Regions from separate parts of the Mus musculus genome. Here all the other regions are linked to region 3. The links are chromatin loops, found by intact Hi-C in ENCODE. Cell type or tissue: heart. All regions are shown on one strand. Links, peaks and the distances in the headings refer to the core of each region. The heading gives the core; the rest is flanking DNA.

The links. Hi-C counts contacts between places; a loop is a spot of excess contacts. Peaks named below come from ENCODE experiments on the same cell type or tissue, not always from the same donor. Only the 100,000 strongest peaks of a DNase experiment are listed, where the experiment ranks them.
Region 1: a loop joins it to region 3, with 2.8 times the contacts of the local background. A loop is called at or near these places in 5 of 42 quality-filtered maps.
Region 2: a loop joins it to region 3, with 2.2 times the contacts of the local background. A loop is called at or near these places in 2 of 42 quality-filtered maps.

The regions. Positions count from the first base shown.
Region 1 is chr10:76,198,777-76,204,635 of GRCm38, forward strand. It overlaps the pseudogene Gm2628. Among named protein-coding and RNA genes, the nearest start is that of Mir678, 5.7 kb to the right of the region's middle. In heart, for the core only: CTCF peaks have their summits at 3,406 (motif pointing left), 3,605 and 5,414 (motif pointing left); no DNase peak of the experiment used is centred there; H3K4me3 peaks cover 695 bases; H3K27ac peaks cover 546 bases; H3K27me3 peaks cover 240 bases.
Region 2 is chr10:76,030,138-76,035,996 of GRCm38, forward strand. Zfp280b (zinc finger protein 280B) reads left to right here and starts at 2,475. Exons shown (of 2, transcript NM_177475.3): 1 at 2,475-2,612. In heart, for the core only: a CTCF peak has its summit at 2,371; a DNase peak (open chromatin) is centred at 2,374; H3K4me3 peaks cover 2,521 bases; H3K27ac peaks cover 1,723 bases.
Region 3 is chr10:75,879,671-75,885,529 of GRCm38, forward strand. No RefSeq gene overlaps it. Among named protein-coding and RNA genes, the nearest start is that of Derl3, 11 kb to the right of the region's middle. In heart, for the core only: a CTCF peak has its summit at 3,685; a DNase peak (open chromatin) is centred at 3,681; H3K4me3 peaks cover 1,210 bases; H3K27ac peaks cover 833 bases.

The DNA of each region.
Region 1 (5,859 bases), core at 570-5,569, 320 kb after region 3:
GCTCCTGTAACCAGTGTTGGGCATCAGGATCTGGCCCTTGAATCTTCTCTGAACCCTGTTGTCGATACTTCTGGGTTTCTGCCAGTTTTGCTTTTTTGACATATCGGTCTGACTGGTGCCTGATGGACTTCTTGGTCCTTTTTTTTTTTTTTTTTTTTTTTTTTTTGATGCTTTTGGGCTTCACCAGAGGCCAGAGGGCAGCCATGATACCACAAAACAGATGGCAGCCACCTCGCAGGCAGCCCCAAGCAGGACCATGATGGTTTTATATATCATTGCTTCTTAAACTTTTTTTCAAACACTACCACTTATCACAGAGAAAACTTTTATATAAATGTTGAGGTTTAATCTTTGCTATGTATTGTAATGCTAAGTACAGGCCCCCAAGACCTGGTTGTCCAAGAGATGAGAGAGTCTGCATGTAGACCAAAGTGACGCTATGTGTCCTTGCCCCTAAATTATTTCTGATTGGTGAATAAAGATGCCGGCAACCAATAAATAGTTGGACAGAAGAGACCTAGGCAGAGTTTAGTGCTCCTGGGCTTGAGGCTGGGGAGAATCATGAGGTGGAGGAGAAGGTGGGAGAGGAGGAAGCCACCATGGGTTACATGAGTTATAAAATAAGGGCCATGTGGGCTGGCTGATTGGAGTTAAGAGCAGCCCAGATGAAACATGGCACATTATATAATGGGATTATTGGCTGGGAAATAGACATAGTAGCATAGAGGATAGATACCTGCCCAGCTCATGTGCTGATTAAGGCTTATTATAATTATAAAGGCTACATATGTCTTTTATCTGTGAACTAAATGGCCAAAGGCAGGGTAGAAACCCCAGATTGTGATTAAATATTTCTACAACATGCAATCATATAAGATTTTATATCAACGAGAGTGTATATTCATGTTTTATAACAGTGATACTTTTGTGGGCATCTTCTACATTAGTAGGATCTTTAACTATTTCAATAACTGTCACATAATATATGCATCATAATTTATTTAATAAATATCATATTTTAAGTTTTTCCTAATTCTACCTTTTATAAAGAACACTATGGTCATTGACTGTACACTTTCTTAAAAATTCTTCCCTCATGCAAAACATCCCAGCCACAGTTTCCCCTCCCCCCACTCCTCCCAGCTCTGCCCCACCCCCTTCCTCTCCCCCAGATCCACTCCGTCTCCATTTTCCTTCAGAAAAGAGCAGGCCTGCCAGAGATATCAACCAACGGCTGTCTTAGTCAAGGTTTCTATTGCTTTGATGAAACACCAGGACCAAAAATCAAGTTGGGGAGAAAAGTGTTTCTTCAGCTTACATTTTCACATTGCTGCTCATCACTGAAGGAAATCAGGACAGGAGCTCACACAGGGCAGAGTCATGGAGTCAGGAAACAGTGCAGAAGCCATGGAGGGCTGCTACTTACTGCCTGGCTTCCCATGGCTTGTTCAGCCTGCTTGTTTGCTTGCTTGCTTTTTAAAGATTTATTTATTTATGTGTATATGTAGCTGTCTTCAGACACACCAGAAGAGGGCATCAAATCCCATTTTGGATGGTTGTGGGTTACCATGTGGTTGCTGGGAATTGAGCTCTGGACCTCACAAAGAGCAGCCAGTGCTCTTAACTGCTGAGCCATCTCTCCAGCCCCCAGTCTGCCTTCTATAGACCACCAGCTCAGGCATGACACCATCCATAATGGAATGTGCCCTCTCCCATCAATAACTAAGTAAGAAAATGCCTTACAGCCGGACTTTATGGAAGCATTTTCTAAACTAAGGCTCCCTCCTTTTAGATACCTTTAATTTGTGTGTCAAGTTGACAAAAAACCAGCCAGCACAAGTGACCCCCTTGTCAACTTGATCCACATACACATACCTTTTAAGCCATAACCCTTTTCTTACTCATCCCCAAGATCTCACATTAAAAACATAAATAACTTTAAAAGTTCTCCAGTCTTTACAAATTCAAGCACATTAAAATTTCAGTCTCTTTAAAATATCCAACCTCCCATAAATTCCAAAATCTCTTTGAAAAGTTCAAAGTCTTTCAGTGTGGGCTCCTGTAAAAATCAAATTTAAATTAAATACCTTCTTCAAGAGGGAAGAACCAGGGCACAGTCACAATCTGGACAAAGCAAACCCAAACTCTAAGAATGTAAATAACTCAATGTCTAATATCTGAGATTCACTCACTATTTTCTGGGCTCCTCCAACGGGTTTGGGTCTGCTGTCTGCAACACACACAGCTTGTCTTCTAGGCTCTGGCTGGCTCCACTCCACTGCTGCTGCTGTTCTTGATGGTCATCCCATGGTATTGGCATTTCCAAAACACTGGGGTCTGTTGCTGCAACTGGGCTGCACTTTCACCAATGGCCTATCATAGACTCTCTTCATGGTGCCAACCCTCTATTTCTTTGCATGACCCCTTTAATCCTGGGCCTTCAACTGCCACTGTGGCTGCACCTTCACCATTGGCCTCTCCTGGCTCCTCACAGTGCCAAGCTTCAGCTGCTCTCCATGAACCCTTCATGCCTTCAAACCAGTACCACCTGGGTGACTCTTACACATCACAAGGTGAACCACCAACGAGGTACGATGGTGGCCGCCTCTAGAACACAGCTTCTCTATGCCCTCAGGAAGCCCTTCCCAGAAGATTTCACCTTGTGTTGGTCTTCTCTTAGTCCCCACTAATTTCTTAGCTCCAGCTGGCCAGCACCAAGTCCCAGGAACACAAAGAATTCAGTTCAGTGGTGCGGGTTTCTTGTTAATTATAACTGAAGCTGTCTCTCTATCCTCAGCTGACCAGAATGACAGAATCTTAATTCAAAACAGCAAACAGCCGTGATAGACTTTGAACATCCCTCTGGAACTTCACAAGGCAATCCTCCATCTCTTGCATGCCTCAACGCTCAATGGTTCTTCTAGCCCAAAGTTCCAAAGTCCTTCCACAACCCTCTGCAAAACAGGGTTAGATCTGTCAACAATGCCTCACCACTTGTCTGAGTTAGGGTTTCTGTTGCTACAATGAAACACCATAACCAAAAATCAAGTTGGAAGGCAAAGGTTTATTTGGCTTACACTTCCATGTTACTGTTCATCACAGAAGGAAGTCAGGACAGGAACGTTAACGGGGCAGGATCGCAGAGGCAGGAGCTGATGCAGAGGCCATGGAAGGGTGCTGCTTTCTGGCTTGCTACCCATTCAAGCCTCTTTGCACATTTATTGGGGAGAAATCTGCATAGTAAAATTTGTGTTAGTGGTCCCCCCTCTTGGAGATTAGGTCAAAAGAGGAAAGCATTTCAGTGAAAACCTCATTGTGTTTAGTAAAACATAAGTTTGAGGGGCTACCAGGAATGATGAATGTAACCATTTGTCAAAAGCTCTTGAAACAAGCAGCCAGCGCGCCCCCTGGTGGTGATAAGTAATTAGAGGGGATTAATTCTGCAGAAGTTCCTAAGACAAACCGTGTTCCATTCCAGATTTAAGGACTCAGCCCACCCATCTAAGATAGCAGTTTTAAAATCACGTGTTCTTCACCATTACAGAACAAGGCATAGAAGAGGGGTTGGTGAGACGACTCCGCGGGTAAGAGTACTGACTGCTCTTCTAAAGGACCCGAGTTCAGCAACCACATGGTGACTCACAACCATCTATAATGAGTCTGATGCCCTCTTCTGGTGTGTCTGAAGACAGCTACTGTGTACTTACATATAATAATAAATAAATCTTAAAACAAACAAACAAAACCTAGCAAGGCACAAAGGATCATTTAGCAGCCACCTGTGTGCCCTCTTCCGCCACCCTCCTCTCTGGTGCTAGAGCCTTCAGCAGCGCACGGGGTCTTTATTCTTTCTGAAATCATTCTTTCTCTTCATCATGCCCGTTTACCTAAAAGGCATATGTGGGGCTGGAACGATGTCCCATTGGTTAAGAGCATTGGCTGCTGGCTGCTCTTCCAGAGAATCTGAGTTCAATTCCCATCATCCACATGAAGACTGCTCAGAATGGTTGTGAACCCCAGTTCCAGAAGATCTTACTCCCTTCTCTTTCTTTTATGTATTTATTTATGTATTATATATAAGTAAACTGTAGCTATCTTCAGACACACCAGAAGAGGGCATTGGATCCCATTACAGAAGGTTGTGAGCCACCATGAGGTTGCTGTGATTTGAACTCAGGACCTCTGGAAGAGCAGTCAGTGCTCTCAACCACTAAGCCATCTTTCCAGCCCCCCACTCCCTTTTCTGTCTTCCGCAAGCACCAGGCACAAATATTACACACAGACATACATACAGGCAATGCACCCATAGACATAAAAAAAGTAAAATAAAATAAACAAAATAAGAAGACAGTTGTATCATCGTATCTATTTTTCTACGTAGCAGTGTGTCATCACTGAAGTTGATGGAGTCACTAACAAGTTAATCTTGAGCGCATCTTGGAACCCGGTGGCAAAGAGGCCTCAGCTATGATTATGACTTCGTGCTCCAACCTCATCCTCTCGTACAGGAGTTACTGGCAACCATTCCAGGTCATGCGATGGGGTGCGGAAGACAAATTCCAGGGGGAGCAGTTAGGGCTAAGGGCTAAGGTGGGGGTGGGCTGGGGGGTAGAGTCTGGGAGAAAGGAATATAGATCTATGAGGAAGGGCGATACTGTTCCTCTAAGTCGTTGCCCCCGGCCCCAGAAGGGATCTGTGGCTCAGATGACAATCAAAGACTGCGACCTGAGTCGAGTCTGGGCCTTGGTGAGACCATGGATGGAGTTGGATGAGGGAGGTTAGGAAAACTGGATATGTCTCTCGAGAGGCATAGTGATAGCAACAGAGGGGAACAAACGAAGGGTAATAGAATCAGAACACGAAATGGGTTAAATACCGATGGGGTCAGGGTATGGAGGTAGATGGGATGAACACGGACCTGCGTGAGGTTGGAGGAGGAGGAGGAATCTGGAAGAGGTGGGGCAGATGATAAAGGTTGTAGAACAGGGGAAGGGAGCCCTATAAAGGGTCCTGGGTTTCCGAAAGCCGCAGAACAGGCAGTGAGGTGACCAGTGGAAGGAGCCCAGCTACAAAGCGGAGCAGACACAATCTGCCCGCCGCCCACCGGTGCTGCCAAGGCCCAAACAGAGCAGGGAGCAGTGGCCCACCGTACCCCGGCAGTGGGGCGGGAGTTCCAGCACCCGGAATCATGTCTAGGTTCCGGGGGATCTTGCCATGTGAAGCGGGTCGGGGCCACGGGCCCTACTAATGCTAGGGAAGGACCCTCCGGTGTAGAGCCCGGGGAGGAAAAGGTACGGGGGGGGGGGGGGCACTGGGTGGGGAGGGGCGGTGTGAGGCTCCAAGAGTGAATTGGTAAGACTGGAAATTTCCTGTCTGGGGAGGAAAGATGTGCCACCTACTGGCAAGTCGGGGAAAAAACAGCAGAATTTGAGACAAGGTTTCTCTGTGTAGCCTGGCTGTTTTAGAACTCAATCTGTAGACTAGGCTGGCCTTGAACTCAGAGATCCTTCTGCCTCTGCTTCCAGAGTTCTGGGATCAAAAGCACTCGCCACTACCGCCCAGCTAATACTATCTTTTAATAACCAAGTTTGTGGTCCTTTTAAGAAAATCTGAACAAGGCGGGATAGGTCGAAGAGAATCTTGGATAAAGGAGATCTGTTTTGGGGAAAGTGTGTGTCAGCTAAGGACTGTTAAGGATTAACGGGGATTAAGGACTGTTGACTGTCATCATGGTTAACTTCCAGACTCTGCATGGGAGCACTGAGCCTTAGAACTCTTCTGTAAGTAGGAACGGTAATGATTTAAGGTTGCCAAGGAAAAATTGGTCCCAAACGGGGTGTGTGTGTGTGTGTGTGTGTG
Region 2 (5,859 bases), core at 474-5,473, 150 kb after region 3:
AAGCGGGGTATAGTGGCACACTGCTTTAACCCTAGCACTCAGGAGACAGAGACAGGCAGATCTCTGTGAATTCAAGGCCACCTGGTTATAGTGAGTTCCAGGACAACCAGAGTACACAATAAGGTCCTGTCCCAAAACAAAACAAACAAACAAACAAAACAAAAAAGCCATTAAAAAAAAAGCTAAAAGAGAAAAATTAAACAGAGTGAGGAAGACGTTGTCCTCTGGTCTTCACACACATATGCATGTTCACGTATACACATACAAACCACACACGCGCCCATCAAAAGCTGCAAATAAACGGGAGAAGCAAATGTCCCAGTTAGGGTGTCTATTGTCGTGAAGAGGCACTATGGTCCTGGGGCTGCTTTACAGTTTCAAAGTAAGTTTAGTCCATTGTCATCATGGCTTGAAGCCTGGCAGCTTTCAGGCAGACATGGCGCTGGAGAAGAAGCAGAGTTCTACATCTCCATCCACAGGCAAGAGAAGTAGCGACATCCCGGTCAGAATTGAGTTTCTAAGACCTCACAGCCCCCCTCCACAAGCGACAGTCTTCCTTCAACAAGGCCACACCCACTCCAACAAGGCCACACCTCCTCAGTGCTGCTCCCTAAGGGCCAAACATTCAAGCATACAGGAGTCATTTTTTTATTCATACCACCATAGCAAACTTTTCTTTTGGAAAAAAATGTTGCTTATTTTGGTATGTATTTGATGCACACGAGTGTATGAGTGAGTGTATGTGCATGTGTAGAGTTCAGAAGAAAACTTATCTTTTTATTTAAAAAACATTTTTTTTTTTTTTGAAATGCCTCTCTGTGTAGCCTTGGCTGGCCTGGAACTCTCTATGTAGATCAGGCTGCCCTTGAACCCAGAGATCTGCCTGCTGTAGCCTCTTGATCCATGGGATGAAAGGTGTGCGCCACCACACCTGGCAGACAATTTTCAAGAGCTGGTTTTCCACTGTGGGATCTAGAGATAGATCTATGCTTTTACCTAGCGATGCATCGATGGCCCCAAACCTTCAAAGGGTCATATAGTCAGACAGTCTCTGGTAATTAATACAATTTTCTGGTGTAGTAAGAAAACAAGCACAGAGCCGGGCGTGGTAGCGCACACCTTTAATTCCAGCACTCGGGAGGCAGAGGCAGGCAGATTTCTGAGTTGGAGGCCAGCCTGGTCGACAAAGTGAGTTCCAGGACAGCCAGAGCTATACAGAGAAACCCTGTCTCGAAAAACCAAAAAAAAAAAACCAAAAAAAACCAAAAAAACAAACAAAAAAAACCCCAAAAAACAAAAACAAACAAACAAACAAACAAAAAACAAGCACAGGCAAGAAGGAAAAGAATGAGCCGGGCGTGGTGGTGCATGCCTTTAATCCCAGCACTTGGGAGGCAGAGGCAAGCGGATTTCTGAGTTCCAGGACAGCCAGCGCTATACAGAGAGAAACCCTGTCTCGAAAGACCCAAAAAAAAAAAAAAAAAAAAAAAAAAAGAAAAAAAAAGAAAAGAAAAGAAAAGAAAAGAAAAAGAAAAAAAAAGAATGAGCATGTTGTGTTTCAAAACTGAAAACTGAAATTCGAATTTCATGTAATTTGCGCATGCTCCAAAAAGGCATTCATCTTTTGATGGTTTTTATTTTTTAATTTTTTTTTTTATTTTTAGGTTTCTTTGAGACAGGGTCTTACAGTATATCCCTGGCTGCCCTGGAACTCACTCTGTAGACCAGGCTGACCTTGAACTCAGAAATCCGCCTGCCTCTGCCTCCCAAGTGGGTGCACCACCACAGCTGCCCCGCTTTCTGATGTTTTTCAAACAACAAACACAAAACAAACAAACCGAACCTGGGACATCTGTTCTGAGTTTCCTTCCTGATAAAAACAGCCGGCTGATTTGGATTTGTCCCAGAGGCAGCTTTAAGGTTGTTTCAAATTCAGTAGCTAGGTCGTTTTCTAAGTGCAAGGGGCAAGCTTGTGTGCTTATGCAAAAGCTACACACTTGAGAGGAGCTGTCATAGCTGTAATACAGGTGGGCAAACAGTTTCCTAAAGGACTGGGAACCATCTCTGGCCCTGGGCCCAGGCTAGCTGAAGCTCCATTTTTTTTTTCCTTCTTTCTCTCTTATCTATGCCCCTCCCACCCTTCCCACCCCCACTCCTACCTCCTCTCCCTAAGCAGCCACGTTTAACTAGCAATCCTCCTGCCTCAGCCCCCGCTCCCACCCCACCCTATCCCCACCCCCGAGGGAATGCTGGAATGGACGAAAGGCCTGGCTTTGGGTTCCCAAATCTCGCAGGTCCAAGATTTCAGGGGTGGGCATCACCACTGCCTGATCGTCCCAGCTCAGTCCCTCCGCCCGCGGCAGTCACTAGGGGCGCCCGAGTGAGAGAACGCGCCCAGGGGCCTTGAGGAACCAATCAGATCGGCGCTACGCCGCGCGGCTGACCTCGCGTCCACCCTTGGCAGCCAATCACAGGTCGCCGTGGGCTAGTGCGCGCCGGCCGGGGCTTTGGTGTTGGAGCGGCGGGGCCCTGGAGGTCGTGGTGCGGGGCTTCCCGCGCAGCGCCTCGCGGGCCGGGGCGTCCGGGGGAGGCTCAGGTACGCCTGCCGGGAGGTAAGGACAGGGGCGTGGTGCTGGTGACCTCTGCGGGAGCGACCGGGAGGGGACGCCGGGTGAGGGCCTTCTGCGAGTCCCGGGGAAGCGAGCGTGGCTAGGCCGGGAGCCCAGAGACCCCTTCCTGGCAGCCTCCCTCTCCCACGAACCCCCCAGTCCTGGGGCTGGGCCTGCACCCCTTAAATGCCATTCCCATCGCCGAGGGCCCCTCACCTAAAGTCCTGGAGGCTGCAGACCTCGCTACTGGGCTCTCCGACGCCTGCCTCGAAGCTCTGCCACTAGGGAAGGAGGAGGGAGGACCACTTCGTTGAGACCCATTCAAAAAAGTAGGTACAGACGAAATCCGGGTTTGTAGATTAAGTCCCACTCCCAGTTTGGAGATCTGCAGGCCCTTGGAGGCTTTAAAAAGCCATTTTTCTGCGCCCCTCCCCTTCCCATACAGCAATATCTTGTTTATTTTGTTGGCTTTGTGCCCCCTTTGAGCCCCAGTGCAGCTCTCGGGGCTCCTAGCTAGCTAGTTTTGCTTTGAGCAGTGCTCGGTGGGTTGTGTTGTTTTGTTTACTGGGCTATGGTGTTGGAAGGTAGCGTATAAGGTGCTTATAATAACCACACAGACGACAGGGTTGAGGGAGTAGCTTAGTTGGTGGAGTGCTTGCTTGCCTAGTACTACACAAACCGGTTGTGATGACCTCGCACCCAGTACTTGGTTAAGAGGAGACAGACGGCTGTTTCTTTCGTATCAGAGCTAACAAAACGGAAAATAAGCATGAAATAACTGGTAGGTAGTGAAATGGAGTAAAATCTTTTAACACGTAAAATGTAACTAAATCTTAAGAGGTTCTCTGTCTGTCTGATTTACCCCAAGTATGTGACTTGCAGCTCTTGGACTCTCTGAAGCTATTAAAAGTTACAGCGTATATCTGCGGTAAGAGAAAAGGTCTACCTCATTTTCTGACTTCTGTTTGCTGCTGTGATTTGATAAAAAAAAAAAAAAAAATCATTACCATGGGTGATAGCAGAAGGCAGAGGCAGGCGAATCTCTATGAGTTTGAGGGCAACCTGGTCTACAGCGGTAGTAACAGGACAGCCAAAGCTACCCTGTCTTGAAAACAGACAAAGGAACAAAAATTAGTGTTTTGGAATTTCCTGCGGAAATCACAATGGTAAGATAAGTTCAGGACAAGTAGAATTTTGGAACTTTTTTGTTTTGTTTTTGTTTTTGTTTTTCGAGACAGGGTTTCTCTGTATAGCCCTGGCTATCCTGGAACTCACTTTGTAGACCAGGCTGGCCTCGAACTCAGAAATCCACGTGCCTCTGCCTCCCAAGTGCTGGGACTAAAGGCGTGCGCCATCAACCCCGGCATTTTGGAACTTTCTAAGTTGCTTCCTCAAACAGGAAGGAAGTGGTAGATGTACTTTTTTTACCTGAAATCTTGAAAAAGAAAAAGTAGATGCTATGGATGCCTTGTAAAGCTGACTTCCTTTTTCTTTAGTTGCAGTAGGAGGTGCAAATGGGTTGATATACATATCTTAAGATTCAGCTAATGCAGGAAAATGTTCCCACTTGGATTTGTCCCCACCCTGCCTTTTGAAAGAGGGTCTCTTAGCCTGGGCTGTCATTTCCTCCCTCCAGGTCCTCCCTTGTATGTGCAACCTGCTAAGTCTCTATGATGCTACTTGTATGTTTTTGGGTCTGATCGTTTGTTGTTCCTCCCTGGGGGAAGGGTTAAGGACTCTGGGAGCTTTCCCTGGTCCACATTAGCATCTCTTGACTTCGTCCTTGTTGAGATCACGTTGATGTGGTTAGGGATCTATATTGGTGAAGTCTCATAGATATTTGAGGAATAGTAGTGTTAATTTCTTTTTTCTTTTCTTTTTTTTGTTTTTTAGATTTATTTATTTATTATATGTAAGTACACTATAGCTGTCTTCAGACACTCCAGAAGACGGAGTCAGATCTTGTTACAGATGGTTGTGAGCCACCATGTGGTTGCTGGGATTTGAACTCCGGACCTTTGAAAGAGCAGTCGGGTGCTCTTACCCACTGAGCCATCTCACCAGCCCTGTTAATTTCTTTTAAAGTCTGGTAGAATTCTGCCCTGAATCCATCTAGACCTGGACCTTTTTTTTTTTTTTTTTGGTTGGGGGACTTCCAGTTTTTTATTTCTCTGGGGTTTTTCTATATATAACATTTTCATTATCCATCCCTTGAAGGTCATTTAGGTGTGGTTTCCCATTTCCTTCTTGTTGTGGATTGGGTAGCAGTGAACATGGCTGAGCAATGATCTTTGAAGTCGACCATCCTTTGCGAAGATGCCAAGGAATGGTGTAGCTGGGTCATATGGTAGATTTAGTCCCAAATTTTTGAGAATTCTCCACCCTGATTTTCAGAGTGGCTGTGTTAGTTTTAAATCCTGCCAACAGTGAAGGAGGAGGGCTCCCTTTACCCCCACATCCTCTCTAGAATTTTTTGGTGTCTGTATGTTGATCCTTACTATTCTGACTGTGCTACCATGAATTCCACCGTTGCTTTCATTTGCTTTGCCCTAATAGCTAAGGACAGTGAATAGTTTTTGAGACATTTCTTAGCCATTTTTATTCTGTTGAGAATTGTCTGTTCAGGTTCCAAACCCATTTTTTTGAATGTTTCTCATTCCCCCCTCCCCCCCCAACTCTCTCTTTTTTCTTTGACTTAGTGGTTTCTGAGCTCTTTCTATATTCTAGAAATGAATCCTCTGCAGATGTGTATCTGGCAGAGATGGCTGTGTGGGCCTTCTCTTGAGTTAATTGTTTCCCTAGCTGTGCAACATCTTTTTGTTCTTGGGAAAATGGAGTCCTCTTCAGAATGTCTTTTCCTGCACCTAGATCATGTAGGGCACTGCCTGTTTTCTTGTCACCATCCAGGGTTGTACATCTAGGTCTTTGACCTTTTGGAGTCCACTGGAGTGAGTTATTGTCTGGGGTTAAGATATAGGTTCAATTTCATTCTTTGATTGTGAACATTTAATTTTCCCAGCACCATTTGTTGAAGGTCCTTTCTTCCTGTCAGCTTACGTTTGGTATTGCTGCCAGATATTAAGTGGCTGAATAACTCTATTCATGTTTGAGTTTGCGCCGTTGGGCTACATGGCTGTTTTTGTGCCAGTACCATATTGATCTCATTACTGTGGCTTTGGAATATATCCTGTTTTTTTGTTTGTCTATTTATGTATTTATTTTTGAGAGGGGTCGCTACATATAGTCCTGG
Region 3 (5,859 bases), core at 591-5,590:
TTTTTTTGGTTTTTTGAGACGGGGTTTCTCTATATAGCCCTGGCTTTTCTGGAACTCACTTTTGTAGACCAAGCTGGTCTCGAACACAGAAATCCGCCTGCCTCTGCCTCCCAAGTGCTGGGATCAAAGGCGTGCGCCACCACCGCCCGGCGTAGAATGTTTTTTTTAGTGGCATCCAAAAGATCAGGAAAAGCCTTGGAGTCTTGATTTTGACAGCCAGGGATAATTCATGAGAGGCAAGTCTAGAACCTGACTGGAGCCTGCCGTAGAGAGGTCCCCTCCTCAGTCTGTTGAGTCTACAGTGAAGCTGGCCTGCAAATAAACGCTTGCGGAAAGAGCAAATAATTAGAGTTTAGAACGTTACCGGTATCCTGTGGTCCTAGCACTGGGGAGCTGGGGAGGCAGTGTGCAGGCAAGAGGCCATTGGGTTCAAGGACAAATCAGGATGTAAAGCAAGGTCCTGTTTCAAAAAATAAGCAGCCTGAGCCGGGCGTGGTGGCACACACCTTTGATCCCAGCACTTGAGAGGCAGAGGCAGGCGGATTTCTGAGTTCGAGGCCAGCCTGGTCTACAGAGTGAGTTCCAGGACAGCCAGGACTATACAGAGAAACCCTGTCTCGAAAAACAAAACAAAACAAAACAAAAAAACCAAAAAGCAGCCTGGATGTAGTGGTGCACGCTTGGGGTGTGGAAGGAGGTCAGCTGGCGGATTGGAAGTTCACGGTCTTCCCCTGCTACATAAGGATCAAGGCCAGCCTGGGCTACAGGACATGTTGCCTCACACACATCATCTTGATTCCAGGCTGTAAGGGTGACTGAGTTTATCCTCCATCTGGGTCTTTCTGTAATGCTGAATCAGTTATAGCCGGAGGTGGCGTGGCATGGAGCGTGGGGGCGTGGCATGGAGTGGGGGCGTGACACTGCATCTCTGGGCCCTCCATACATCAAAATCAATGCACAATTACATTAAGTCCACACAAAAGAGACTTACATGCTGCCAGGCAGTGGTGGCGCACGTCTTTAATCCCAGCACTTGGGAGGCAGAGGCAGGCAGATTTCTGAGTTCGAAGCCAGCCTGGTCTACATAGTGAGTTCCAGGACAGCCAGGGCTACACTGAGAAACCCTGTCTTGAACAAAACTAAGAAGAGAGAGAGAGAGAGAGAGAGAGAGAGAGAGAGAGAGAGAGAGAGAGAGACTTACATGCTTTGGCCATCAGGAACTGCAAGTTAAATTCACAACAGCTAAGCCTCGATTAAACCCCCAGTTTCAGTCTCATCCAATGAACAGATTCATTCTGACAGTGCCAAGTCCCAGAAGAAAAGGGGGTGGGTGCACTTGGGCTAAAGATTCTACAAGGCCAAGTGACTGAACTTGGAGAATGTAGGGTTAAAACCTTGCAAATCAGAGGTAAATTATCTTGGGCTCTTTCAGTCTGTCTGAAAGCCTTCATTGTTTACCCCCTGTCTGACCTAACATCTTAAAATGTATTCTTGGCAAACCACTAGCTTTCAACAGTCTAAAACCTCAGACGATTATCAGCTAATATCTGGAGCCTATAGTAGAATTTTCCCTACTTTGCTATAACCCCTGACCTGTAACCCACATCACAGTAAGTAGTTTGATTTATTATTTTCTGTTCTGCAACTAATAAAGTCTCCTGGAACCATGTCCACAGCAGAACATGGTATTTGTTCAGACCTGAATCTGTCTGCGTTCCCAGCCCACATTACTCATATGTGCCTGCAGAACAGGCTATCCCTGACCCCGTCTGAGATGAGAACTGTGGTTTTGTGCCAACAGCGGTGATGAGCTAAAGTCGCTGCTGCTTTGCTGACCAGGGAAACATAAGTTGGTATAGCAGCCCAGGAGAGAAGTTTGGGTGTTGGCAAATTCAGGTTGTAAATAGCTCTGAACCAGCAACCCCCAGCAGATCTTTGGTTTGCCTTGGAGAAACTGTTACCCCTATGTGCAAGAACTCTTCACAAAGGCAGCATTGTTTGTAGCCTAGGAAAGCTGGAAACAACTCAGCTGTCAATCATCAAGCAAACAGAGAAGAAATAAACTTTGGTATATAATAGAATAACCCTCCACTGGAACACAGAGAGAGTATGTGCAGTGGGTAAAATCATCAACATAGGGGCATTAAAGTTGGAAGGAAGCCAGGCCTGGTGGTGGCACACACCTTTAAGGCGAACAGTGGAGAGCTGGAGGCAGCAGCTCAAGGTCGGCCTAGGCTACACAGACACTTGGGTCACAAGAACAGAGAAAAACAAAAAACAAAACCAAGAGGGGGTGGGGAGAAGGAAGGGAACGGAGCTCCCAGGTCAGCAGCTTGCAGACATTCATTCTTACATTATTTGAAGATCCTTTGCATATGAAGGGAAAGAAACCCTTGGGTGGGGCAGATGCATATGCCCTTGTTCCCATCACTGCTATAGGGATAACTGGTTTCTTTAGTTCTCCCCTCCTCAAAGATATTTCTCGGGTGCCCTGAAATAGCCCCACAGTGTCACGGGTCTGATGTGTGCAAGCCCTCTTCCCTCAACCTTTCGCTAGCAAGTGCAAGGTTCGGCCTCGGCAAACATTAACCGACAGGGTAGGGACGTTGTCATCATAGCTGTCTCGATAGCCCCTTGGCACCGGCGTCGGTTCTTCGGTTTTTAGTCCTCAACGACCCACGAGTGGGTGGCTCGGCCTTCTGTATCCAGAAAACCTTGAGGTCAACCCTACGCTGCCTGCAACCGGTTAGATCAGAGCTGGTCTTACCCAAATGGCAAAGCCAGCCTGGCAACCCGGCAAGCTTTGTTTACAGTTGAAGTCAACCCACCCCTCCCACCCCCACCCCCACCCCCACCCCCACCCCGCACACTCCTAAGCCTCGGCTTCCAGGATTGGATACTCATTGGATACTCACGTAATGTTTTTACCCAGGGAGAAGGCTGAGAATGGAGGTACAAAGCCCACCGACAGCTCCTGGCCCCTCCTACCAGCTAGGATTACCTAGTCTGCAGATGGTGAATGAGAGGATAGACTCCCCCAGCTGTAGAAATCCAGAAATCACTGTGCTGAGACCACCTGGTCAGCCATATCTTTATCTCAGCGAGAATTGTTTATTGAGTTAGTTCTCAAAACAGTCTGCTTTGTCTGAGCAAGCAATTAATTTTTTTAATTAATAAATAAGAGATTACAAATTCCTCAAACCTGTCTTGATCTGCAGTACCCTCTATTTCCCCGACACCTAAGCCCAGGGCCAATTCCTCTAAGGGTCCTGATCAGCTAGCTCCTTCCCCTTAGTACAACTTCCATTCTGGGGTAGAAAGTTGGGGCCCCTCGCTGCTGTGCTAATAAACGCAGGCCCGTTTACTGAGGTCAGAATTTGCTCTCTTTCTTGCCTTCCACTATTTTTTTCTGGGCTCTTTAATCAAACAGACTAATTGAGGCCCAGAGCGGGCACACAGCGGGAACAGTAGAGGGCAGCTCGTATTAAAGGTAACCCATTAGCCAAATAGGTTCCAGTCCTTCCTCTCACCGGTCCCTCTGCCACTCTACTCTTCGGTATCTCCTCCAGGGACTTAGACTAGGAGCCCACCCCCGCGCGGCTGCAGGAGCTCAGCCAGGATTGGCCACGGATTCTGCCAGGAACCTGCTCTCCTCAGCTCTGCTCCACCCCGTCCTGATTTAACTCTGGAGATTTCCCACGCGGCGCATACACTTTTGTCGCCAGGAGGCGACACACTACATATTCTGCAGAAGTCAGACTTTGTGGTGTGTGTGTGTGTGTGTGTGTGTGTGTGTGTGTGTGTGTGTGTGTCAGGCCATCAGAATTGGCAACAAGCACCTTTAACTTCTGAATTACCTCCAGTACTCAGATTAATTTTTTTTTTCAAGACAGGGTCAGATTAATTTTTAAAAAGGTATGTTTTTGATTTTTTTTGGAAATTTATCGTGTCTTTTTTTTTTTTTTTTTTTTTTTTTTTGAGACAGGGTTTCTCTGTATAGCCCTGGCTGTCCTGGAACTCACTTTGTAGACCAGGCTGGCCTCGAACCAAACTCAGAAATCCGCCTGCTGCCTCCTGAGTGCTGGGTTTAAGTGTCTTAAAATTCCTAGTGCAGCACTTAAAACTCCTTCCAAGCTTCTTTGGGCCCTGGATTTTGGCCAACTAAAAAACAAACAAACAAACAAACAAACAAACAAGGGCTGGAGAGATGGCTCAGTGGTTAAGAGCACTGACTGCTCTTCCAGAAGTCCTGAGTTCAATTCCCAGAAACCACATGGTGGCTCACAACCATCTGTAATAGGATCTGATGCCCTCTTCTGGTGTGTCTGAAGACCATGACAAGTGTATTCACATACATAAAATAAATAATAAACCTTAAAAAAAAACAAAACAAAATAATAACCATCAGTGCCACACTCTCTGGAAACTGACTGCTTTGTATAATTTGGATAAGAAGAGTCAAGCCAAAGTGTTTGGGTTGTCTAATAGGAACTGATGGGGAAATTGCTCAAAGGCAGGTCCAGGTCTGACTTTGCCACAGGGCTCCTTGGAGTCTTCCAAGCCGGCTGCTAGTTAGCAGGCACATCATCAGGAATCTGAGTCATCAAGTTAAGTTACCCTATAATTAGAATCTATATGACTGATTGCTCTGGTTAGGTCCTATGTTTTGAGGTATTCAGCCACATTTATTGTTGTTGTTTGTTTTTTCAAGACAGGGTTTCTCTGTGTAGCCCTGGCTGTCCTGGAACTCACTCTGTAGACCAGGCTGGCCTTGAACTCAGAAATCCGCCTGCGCCAGGCATGGAGACGCATGCCTTTAATCCCAGCACTTAGGAGGCAGAGACAGGAGGATTTCTGAGTGAGTGATTGATTGCGTAGGCTGTCAAGACTGCTCAGTGGGTTGCCACACAAGCCTAACGACCTGGGTTCGATCACTGGAATCTGACAGAAGGCTAGAACTGACTGTAGAAAGTTACCTTCTCCCCTCCACATAGGCCCCGTGGCATATGCATGCTTCGTGTGCCTGTGCTGGGATTCCAGGCCTGTGCTACCATGCCTGGGGTCGTCCATGCTTTTAAGTCTCAATTAGAGTAGGCTGCCCATGACGCATCCTTAGTCCTACGGCCAAGGACCTTCAGGTTAATGTGTTGTGATGATCATGTATGTCATACATTTGTAAACTAAAAGACGAATGCTCCTGTTCACCTGTACAGACAGAAATGCTCTGAGACCGCTCTGGCCAAACTAGTGTTCTCAGTGCGGGAACGCCTAACCAGCTCATTAGCCATCCCCACAGACCAGTGGCTACTGGTCAGACCAAAGTGATGTCCAGGCTCCAGAAAGTTTGCCAACCTGAGGAAGCAAAACGGTCATTTGGGCACAAAGGCCTGTACTGGCACATGGCCCTGATTTGGGCGACTCCTCTAATGAAAATGATGTTCTTAGGACCCCAGATTGAGCACCAAAGCTGTCAAAGCCTAGCTTTCACCCCAAAGGGAGTGAGAGATTACTCTAAGTCAAATACAAAAATGACCATGTTTTGTGAACATAGATTTCAGATTTCCCTGAATATTTTCTAACAAGAAGCTGTTCTATGTGTGGCCAGGTGGTGGTGGCACATACTTTAAATCTCAGCACTGAGAAGGCAGAGGCTGGTGGATCTCTGAATTTGAGACCAGCCTGGTCTACAGAGCGAGTTCCAGAACAGTCAAAATTACACAGAGAAACCTTGTCTCAAAAAAGGGGCAGGACTGGTGGGGGAGTAGGGGTATAGTGGTGAGTGAAAAGGTAGCTCAGAGGTTAAGAGCACTGACTGCTCTTCCAGAGGTCTTGAGTTCAATTCCCAGCAACTACATGGTG